Regions from separate parts of the Homo sapiens genome. Here region 2 is linked to region 1. A link is an interaction called in ENCODE POLR2A ChIA-PET data of the cell type or tissue named here. Cell type or tissue: GM12878. All regions are shown on one strand.

Region 1 (5,000 bases):
TTTAGTGGATTTGCAGGCTTTAGTGAGTGATTCTTTGTTTAGTAGGAAGTTGAGAAAGATATGAAGGACTTTTCTAGTCCATGGAAATAATCTAGGAATCCCCCAAAACACAGCTTATTAGCTGGGCATGGTGGCTCACACCTATAATCCCAGCACTTTGGGAAGATGAGGCAGCAGGATTGCTTGAGCCCGGGAGTTTGAGACCAGCCTGGGCAACACAGGGAGACCCTATCTCTACAAAAAGTAAAAAATTAGCTGGGTGTGGTGGTGCACACCTGTGGTGTCCCAACTATTTGAGAGGCTGAGGTGGGAGGGTCCCTTGAGCCCTGGAGTTTGAGGCCACAGTGAGCTGTGATCACTCCAGCCTGAGTGACAGAGAGAGACCATGTCTCAAAACAAACAGACAAACAAACAAACCCCGCAAAACCCCACACGGCTTATTTCTGCACTTTAAACATATTTAATGATCCTTCATTCTGGTGAACCTTGTGCAGAAAGGTGGGCCAAGAGTTTTGTAGTTGCTTCCTTATGAGATCAGTATCCTCCTCATGGTACAATACGAGCTAGGCATGAGTTTTGAGTCTTGAGCTTGTTTATCAGGATGAAAGGATCCCTGTAAAGTGTGTGAATATATATACATATTTATATATATTATATATAAACTTCTCAATAAGAAAACAGGCCAAAAGAAAAAAATATGTATATGTGTGTGTATTTTTGCTCCTTTGGACTGATTAAGCTTTCTTACTGAGAAGCTGGTTAAGAGGCAAAAGTTTCCCTAATAAGTATTCTGTGAGCGGAGGGCTAATGGTGCCAGCAACGTTAAAGCAGAATTTAGAAGCTTGTGATGTTTTCTATTTAAGTATAAAAAAAGAAAGGAAAACACATTCTCTATGATGGAGCTGTCCTCTCAGTAATAATAGAAAATCAACAAGGCAATTATCACAAGTGGTAAGGCATTGGAGTAGGAGATATATTTGTATGTTGGGGCAACTCTTTCTTTTGCTACTGTTGAGTCAACACTGCTGTAGATAAAGGTTAAGTTATCTGGACAGTGGGAGCTGTAGGTGGCCAAACCAGATAATTTACCCAGAAAAAGCCACCCTAATTGATACCAGCTTAGTCATCTCTCTCCTCTATGGACTGAACCTGCAAGGGTATGCTTATGCTTAGCTTAAATGTTGGCAACAGACCCCAGCCCTCCCTCACACTGACAGGGAATGATAATTTCACATACTTTTTTGAATATTCATAAAGTTTTAATTGGCATTGAATCTGGCCTTGTCATAAGCTTAACTTTGCCCGAGTTTTTCAGAGCTCTTGGGAAAGTATAAAGAGGTGGGGACGCACTTAGTCCCTTCCTTTCATCTCCTCTTCTGTATGTGGTCTTTGTTTTCATTGTCTCACTCATCCTGTTGTGTTATTCTTAATCTGCCTTTTACCCTAAACTGGGTGGCATGGGCGAGGCAGTTGTGGGTACTTATACTCTAATTATTCTTGCAGAAGCCACACTATTGGCTATCAGATCAGGAGACTCCAGTGTTGCACAGAACCAGTCATTCTGTGCATTGCAGAATATCCCATATCCCAGGCCCCTTCCCACTAAATGCCAGGGTGACCCCCTTCTAATAATAGCAGACAATAATTGGTTTCACGTATTTCCAAATCCCCTTACTGGGCCACCCAAGGAAATGATGCCTTTTCTAGGCAGGCAGATGAAATGTGCCTTTTGCTAACATTTAGAAAGAGAACCTTGTTCGAATGATGAGAGAATCTTCAGATGGCATGAGATTTTTGCCTTAACATGGCCTTTAAGTGACCTCCTAGTACTGTCAAATGTTCACACACTTGACATTTGAAGCAGAATGTGTGAGGAATCTGAATCAAGGCTTCGGTATATTTTTACCCTGTGTTCAACGGACATCGTGAGCTGTCTCAGGCTCAGAACACAACTGCTGGCTACTTTAGAATACAACCTGGGAATGCCCCAGCTTTCTGCTGGGGTCGTGGGAAAAAAGCACCCAGTATGATACCATCATTCTCAAATGTCTTTCAAGAGGAAGTCAGTAGTGGTAATCATAGGAGTTAATAGTAAGATGAAATAGTCTCTTCCTGGTTTCGCCGAAAGCAGAGTGGTCTGGCTTGGGCATCACTGGGCTTGATGCAGTCTCACATGTGGTAGCTCACATTCATGCAGAAAAAGACACATTTTCAGATGTTTTGAGTATGACTTCAGCCCGTACATTGGGTGGACCAAATGTATATTGTTGCTGAAGATATAGATACTTATCTAGAATAAAAATCCAAAACCTCCCCCCCCCCACATTATCCAATAAAAATCATCTGCATGTGTGAAAAGAAAACTAAGACTAGACTAAAAAGTTGTGACTCTTAAGAATATTTAAAGATATTTATTTTACATGAAAATTGTTTAAAAATCAAATGCACTCAAACTGCATTAAAAAGTATCTATCTAGAGGCAGAGTAGTACCATTTGGGAACGTGTTCCAATTCTAAAGAGGCAAATTTTACTGTAGTAGGGCACAAAGGGAGAAGAGAAAACTATACTGCTGACCTTTTTCTTAGATTTTCCAAAAGGCAAGCTGCTTTCCACCAGTATGAAGAATAGATCCAGTTTTGCACTGAATTTCGTTGCTATCATAGTCTTTTCTCTCAGGAGTTCATGGGGGCAGTTATTTTAAATGACAATGAAATACTTTCTTTTCTGGAAAAATAGAGATGACAGGGTCGACCTAAACCTTGGCTATGTTTTGTTCTAATTTTTCTTTTTTGTTTTCTTTCCTTTTTGTGCACAGTGAGAGCAGGTAAAAAGGAAGAGAGTTTGCCACCAGTCAGCATGTTTTCTGAGGTTATATGTTTAGTCCCATTAGAAACAAGCTAAATTATTTGGTTACATTCAATATTTCCTTCAAAACCTAAGAATCTCTACACTTGTATTTTGTTAACCACACACATGTCAAATAAACTTTTGTTTTAGAGATGTGATGTCTTCTGCAAGAAAGTATATTGTACTGCATGGTAACAAGGGGACAAGGACCTAAATGCGGTTCATACGCATTCAGCGACTTACTCAACATTGCACCTCTCATGCTTCACACAAGTGCTTATTACCAAGTATGTTCTGAACTATTGAACCCATAGAGAGGAAAGCTATAAGACAGGATTATGTGAAACAAAAATCAGAATTAGCCAGTAACTTTGAACAAAGACCTCCTATCTAAAGAAACATATGGAAAATTTAAAAAAAAGAAAGAAAGAGGAATCTAACATATGAAAACCCAATCCCACTGGAATGTTTTCCTATACACAGCATAAACGCCACATAAATAAAACCACAAACCTCTGCAGAAGTACGTGAGAGGACGTGAGCCCCCAGCACTCTCTCCTGTTACGGCCCCCTCTGGGAAGTAAGACCCGGGTTAGTTTCCAGAGACAAAAGCTGTTTGGAAATCCTTCCTCCTGGGAGCAGTGGGCCTCATTGGAAGGGAACTTCTGACAGCCTCTAAGCATAATATAAAGTGTGACGCAATCCCAAAGGGGGCTGTGATTCAGGTTGTAGGATTCTGAGCTTTTGGGATACCAGGGGATGGCAAATATCTTTGAAGAACAGGGATATTCTTCTGGTTTGAACAGAATAGTAATATTTAACCGCAGTGTTATGTGTCAAGTTCAGGCCTTCTGGGGGAGACTACTGGCTCTAAACTGCCCAGGAACACACCCTCTTCACGCCAAGTTCTGGTGAAATGTTCACTTATAAGGTACAGCCCCACTCTTGGTCTTGTTCCCTGTGTAAATCTCTGGTTTGAAAACCTTGTAGCATTCAGGCGTTTCAAGCTTGAGGGCTGAAATGTCACTTTTAAAGCAGGGTTAAAAAGGTCACACAGCTGCAAATAATAATAGCCCAATGAAATTCAGATTCTGACTGCAGCCCGCTTCAAGAATAACACTGCAACAGGAAACAAGACCACAAGATCCTTTCACCAGTAACGCTGGTAAGAACACTACTGATAAAATGAGTATATGCATGTGTCTGTGTGAGACAGACAGACAGACATAAGGAGACAAACACACAAAGAGAGGAGAGAAAGGCACACATGGAGAAATAGACATGCAAAGAGACAGAGGGAAGATGCCCACAGAAAGAGAGAGAGACACACACAGACACACAGAAAGATACCAAGACAAACACAAAGTAATTGATTTTCTTGGACTGAAATTCAAGGTGTTTATTTTTCTGTGGAAAGTTACAATATTCAGGTTTGAAAAATAAAGATATATTTGAAATCCAGAGGACTTACTTTTCTCTTAATTTACAGTTAGCTTCCAATAGTTATGTTTTCACATAATACCTCTTTGAATGGTCCTGTTCTACAGTGTTTTACTACAATGGCACTGTTTTGCAGATGAGCAAATAAGATAATGAAAGATGCAATATCCCTCCCAAAGAAAGAAATTCTTAGCTCCAAATTGCATATGCAATTCCTTCCCAACAGCTAGCCACATGTGGGGATAACCTACCTGCATCCTTGCTTTGAAAGTAGAACCAGGCATCTTTGAAGAAAATAAATCGAGAGTGTGTTTTTGGTGAATGTGTGTTGGGTTATTATTGTGTGTGTCCCCTTGCCCTTCTGACAGATGTATTGAGATAAATATTTGCTTTGTTTCAGAAACACGAAGTGCAAATTGGCCATGGCCTTAACTAATATAATTAATAAACAACATTTGTTCCTAGGAAGAAAGCAGGATTGATGTGGAGTGTCATACAGTGTGACTGACTCAAGGTGCTCCTGTTTTCCAGCTGTTTTTGGTATTTCAGGAAGGTCCAGTTTCCTCCTCTAGAAACCTTTTGAGGTCTCATAAGCTCAACAAAGCAGAAAGATCTGTTTCGTGTGAGTCCTGCCAAGAAGGCTCTTCCCACACTCACAGGAGAGTGATAAATGCTGATAAATGTTGTCAATATCACGAATAAAATTCAAGCC
Region 2 (5,000 bases), 140 kb after region 1:
AAGGATCCTGGAATTCTTGGAAGTCTTTCTAAAAATCATCCACAAGAAGGATTCCAGGTACATGAGAGCTAAACTTGGAATTTTCCCCATGGAAAGTCTGTTTGCTATGCAGAGCCAGCTTAGGGAGTATTTAACAACATCCCTGGGAGGGAAGAGCAATTTAGAACATCTGGAGACTGCTCATTAATTGTTTATATGATAATGTTGATCTGAAATTGTAGAAACGAAAACCTGATCTGTGATCCCTCCTTCTCAACCCATTTCCCATTTCTTTTTTACCCGTGCAACTGATGAATGCACACAGGTCAGAAGTATGAGGACTGGTTTGAGGACAGTTTCAGGTTCCAAATAGGAATTATGGATCCTACTTTCTCTTTAGTGCATCTTATATTCCACTGTGGGTGTGTTCATTATTAACAGTGGCTAAGACTGAGGGGCTGAACAGGGAAAGGAGAGCAGAAAACAGAATTCCAGAATCCACCATTTGAATCACACTGGTTTGTGATGGAGGAAGCACATAAATAACATCTACAGTTCTCACCTCTGAAACTAAGAGCAATGGGGGCTTCCCTTCTTCACAGTTTCACCCAGTTCTTATTCACAGAAGGTGCTGTTCTCCTAGCACTTAATAATTCAATAATGAGAGTTGGAAGCTGTCCCAGCAGGAGATGTTATGAAACAACCTTAAAGAATAATAGAGGGGGAAAAAGAGCAGCGCTCTATTTTTAAAAAATCAGAGCCTTTCTTGGAGGCCATGAAATTCTAGGTTCAAGTTAATTATCACCAACAAATATTTATTCACATGATGAATATTTATTGAATGACTCCTTTGAGCAGCAGTATAGGTGTCATAGTGGTGTCATATTGGCACAGAGATGACAGGAAGCCATTCCTTATAAGCTAGTAGGGCAGAGACATTTGACATAACTGATTATGAAATGAGGCAAACTTTGAAAGCGCTGCATTAAAGGTACACAGAGAAAAGCTTTATGAGAACGTGATAGGAAGACATCGCTTCTAGGTGGAGGGTTGCAGGGAAGCTTAATGAAGGAGATGGCATTGATGCTGAATGTGAAAAATTGGATAGAACTTCAGCTAGGGGAGCTGGAGGGGACTATCAGTCCTGAGGGTACACTGAGCCAGGAAAGGTTGTTGGAAACAACTGTCCTGCTTGGCTTCCATTTCTTTCTTAAAGACCATTAGAACTTGGTGTCCCTGTGTGTGCCACTGGGTGAGACCATGATACAACCTGGGACAGAGCTAGAGAAGAAGGAGGAGATGCTTTAAAAATTTCCCTCATTTGCACCAACTGCACTCCTCCTGATCCTTTCAGAAATGACATGTTATTCAAACTCTGGAAAAATCAGTTTCATCTATTTTTTTTTAATCCTGAGTCAACACATCTGCTTCCTTATCAGATGCTGCTCTGATTTCAGGCCTGGTATTGCCATAGGCTCCCCTGAGTAGCCACCCACACAGTAAACAGTTGTCCCACTTTTCAGGGCTCCAGGCTGCCTGTTGGCTCTGTCTAGGTAATCCTGCGGGACCAGTAGGGCTCTCTGATTCCAGATCTATACACAGATACAGTCACACGCAGCTGGGACTTGCCTCCCGTCTCAGCAGGCATGATCTCTGTGATCCTCCCCTGGGAGGTGGAGGCCTACTAGGCCTTGGGTGAACACCCACCCCTGGCTAGACAACACCCCCAACCCCTTGATTCCTGGATAACAAGCTACCAATGGAGTCAGGCTAGCAATCTGAATATAAATGACTTACTTTCTCGATTTAATGAGAAAGAATAAATTACTTGCAATAGGAGGTTAGGTATGGTTCTGACATTGCAATATTCTCTTCAAGTTAACAGCAGGCATTTGTTACATGCTCAGAGAATTTTATGATTTATAAAGAACTTTCCAAAACAGAATATAATTTGATTCTTGTTAGAGGCTCTATCATTCTCACTTTATAGATAAAGAAATTGAGGAATTCGTTGGTTAAGAAAATAAAAATAGCCACTCTCATTGGGCACATGGCCAAGTCCTGTTCTAAACACTTTAGATTTAACTCATTTAAGCCTTTAAATCATCTTATGAGGCAGATATCATCATTATTGTCCCCATTTTGCTGCTGAAGAAAGCAGGCATGGAGAAGTTATGAACTTGCTCAAAGGCCTGCAGCTAGTAAACAGTAGAGGTGGGGTTTGAACTCAGCCATCGTGGCTCCAAGGTTACACTAGATGGCCTATAGCTTGGATCTGGAAGAGAAGATCTTTCCAAATCTGCCATTCATCCAACAAAGCAGACACCTGGATCTCACAGGGAATGTTCCTCACTGGCAAATGTTTCTGCTGGACAAATGTCTTCTCTTTTATTGGCCTGTTATAACTAGAGTGGACTTTGAGAGCGCTAAAAAGAGAACATTGTTTGCTGCCTGTTTATTTTTCCGTCATTCTACACTGAGACAGGCACCATCCTCTTCAGTGAGAAAACCACACAAATAAACCCCCTTCTTGAGCTAGGCATGGTGGCTCATGCCTGTATTCCCAGCTACTTCAGAGACTGGAGGATCACTTGAGGCCAGGAGTTTGAGACCAGCTTGGGCAACATAGCAAGACCCTCATCTCTAAAATAAATGTGTCATGTACATAAAACTATCATTCATGAAATAAAATAAGCCCACCTCTGTTACTCCAGGATGACGATGAAGGAAACCCTGAGAATCAAGAGGGCATTTCCAAGTCTTGTGGGGAGCAGAGGCTCATAGGAAATAGCACTGAACACAGAGCCAGACAACCTGGATGTTGGTCATGTGCCAAAGGTGAGATCTTAGGTTAGTTGTATTTTCTGAGCCTCGGGTGTATTAAGGAAGAGGCAGAGCCTCTTCTGCCCATTTTCTGTTATAAAAAATATGTGAAAATTATTTGAAATACTATACATTACATGCCATACTTTTAAAAATGAAATTTGATGGGTTTCTAAGCCTCTGCAGAATTTGGGCATCATTTTAATAAAATAGACTTGATGAAGTGAAGCTTCTCAAAATAATAATTTTTAAAACGGTACAATTTTAACTGGGGATATATTTAATCTGTATAGATAAGGGAAACAATTTTTGCAGTCGTCTCATAGATTCTTCTAGAAAAACTCAGAACAAACCAAACTTTTTAGAATTTATTTCACTTTGTTCTTGTTTTATTATTATTATTTTTAAAGAGGCAGGGTCTCACTATGTTACCCAGGCTGGTCCTTTAATTTCTTCCATATGGAAGTCCTTTTATTTCTTCTATAACTAAATCCATTTGGAAGAGGGGGGTGCCACTCATACCTAGTGTCTCAGTGAACAGTGCTAAAAGGGAATTCTGTGATTAAAGAATCATAGAGCTTCTTTTCCCTGTGAAAGCACACCCTCTAAGGCTGTGTCTCAGCATCTCCAGATCTTCACGCTCTGGTGCCTAATAAAAGATCATCGTTATCTCTGGAGGGAATTCTCTCAGGTAGTGAAGGTAGGCAGAAGGTAAGTTTCTAGATACAAATTATATTTGGCCTCGTGGAGATACTAGGAACTGTATATCCAGGAAATGCCTATTCCCTCCTCTTTTCCATAACTGGCCTCAGGCTCGCCCCATTTTAACCCTCTCATTGACATCCAGAGCCGCTACGGTCAAAGAGGAGGCGGCCACGAATTGACCTGAATTCAGTAATAAGCCTATCTAGTCAACCACTTCAGAGTCAGGAGTTGTCTATACAGATAGCCAAGTCTTCCTAGAAATACTGTTACCAAAGAGAGAATCAAATGGAAAAAAGACACAGTCTGTGATCCAGTCGGTATTAAAGAATAAAGGAATACTTGCTGGAATTAACATTTCGCAAACCCAATAAGAAGTCCCTAAAATTAATTTTACCTAAATCCCAGCCCCAAATTTGGAATTGAATGCTAATCCAAAAAGTTATGTTAAATCTCTACTTCCAAAATAATTTTAGAATGATGTGGCCATTTCCACAGGCCTAATATGGCAGCATCTCCCAAGGGCCATCAGAACCAAGTGGCCTTGGAATTGTGCAGTGAGACGAGGACAGCCCCTTGAGACATCCAGATTAGAATCAGTCATAAGGTCCAATCTAGTCTTGGCTGGCCTTGGGGATTCGGGGTTGGGGGGTGGGGGTCACAGGGCATCCACATCTCTGGTAGCATAATTCTTGCCAGGTCAGGTGGTGTGTAAAAAATTATAGGCATGCAGGGTCACTGGAAAATGTTGAGAGCCAGAAAGTTTGGGTTATGATAGTTATGAACAAGGGAAAGTATTTACAATACCCCTTTTGCCCCAAAATAGATTTTAAACACTATACAAGCACAATGGAATGTGTTCATTCATTTCTAACCGGATTGTCTTCTACTCTCATGTTTAGGTCATAGCTATTTCTAGGCTTTCATGTGACAAGACCTTCACAGACTAAATTCAGTGGTGTCACCTTCTGAACAAAGTGGCCACATGCGCTGTGGTTTTCCCTTGTTTATTTTGTCTTGTTTTGTTTTACACAGCCAGTATCACTAGCCTCCTGATCAAGGTTAGTAGATAGAATTCAACCCCGTTCATTTAAAAGAGTGATAAATTTATGCCAGCCCATGATCTCACTCCCCTGAGTAGCAGAATGTGTCTGTGGTGCGCTGTGAAGTCAACCTTCCGGACACAAGTGTTCTGTGTGACCCTGAAACTACACCTGAAAGACAGGATGATGTCGTCATACCAAGCAAGCATTCTGACTGCAACTTAAAGTATTAAGGACAACATATATCCAGAGGTGAAAAGAAAATGAAAATGGCTGATTTATTGTTTTAATTGAGGAAGAGCCTGTAATCCAAATAAACTATGTTGATGGAAAAGACTCACCCAAACGCCAAGGTGAAATTTCCTAATACTTCTGCCAATTTGTTAGCGAATAGATGATGAGGAAGTCTCAGGTGGATTCTACTTGTACAAGGCCAAAAAAGATCTTATTACC

What was found. ChIA-PET counts read pairs that join two places held together with the same protein. Peaks named below come from ENCODE experiments on the same cell type or tissue, not always from the same donor. Only the 100,000 strongest peaks of a DNase experiment are listed, where the experiment ranks them.
Region 2: POLR2A ChIA-PET joins it to region 1 with 8 read pairs; 1 of 35 experiments calls an interaction of 5 or more read pairs at or near these places.

The regions. Positions count from the first base shown.
Region 1 is chr7:28,477,714-28,482,713 of GRCh38, forward strand. The region is part of intron 1 of CREB5 (cAMP responsive element binding protein 5); the gene reads left to right. Among named protein-coding and RNA genes, the nearest start is that of CREB5, 68 kb to the left of the region's middle. In GM12878, no CTCF peak of the experiment used is centred here; DNase peaks (open chromatin) are centred at 1,099, 2,038 and 3,908; H3K27ac peaks cover 3,383 bases.
Region 2 is chr7:28,617,043-28,622,042 of GRCh38, forward strand. All of the region lies in intron 5 of CREB5 (cAMP responsive element binding protein 5), which reads left to right. Among named protein-coding and RNA genes, the nearest start is that of CREB5, 210 kb to the left of the region's middle. In GM12878, no CTCF peak of the experiment used is centred here; a DNase peak (open chromatin) is centred at 4,549; H3K27ac peaks cover 890 bases.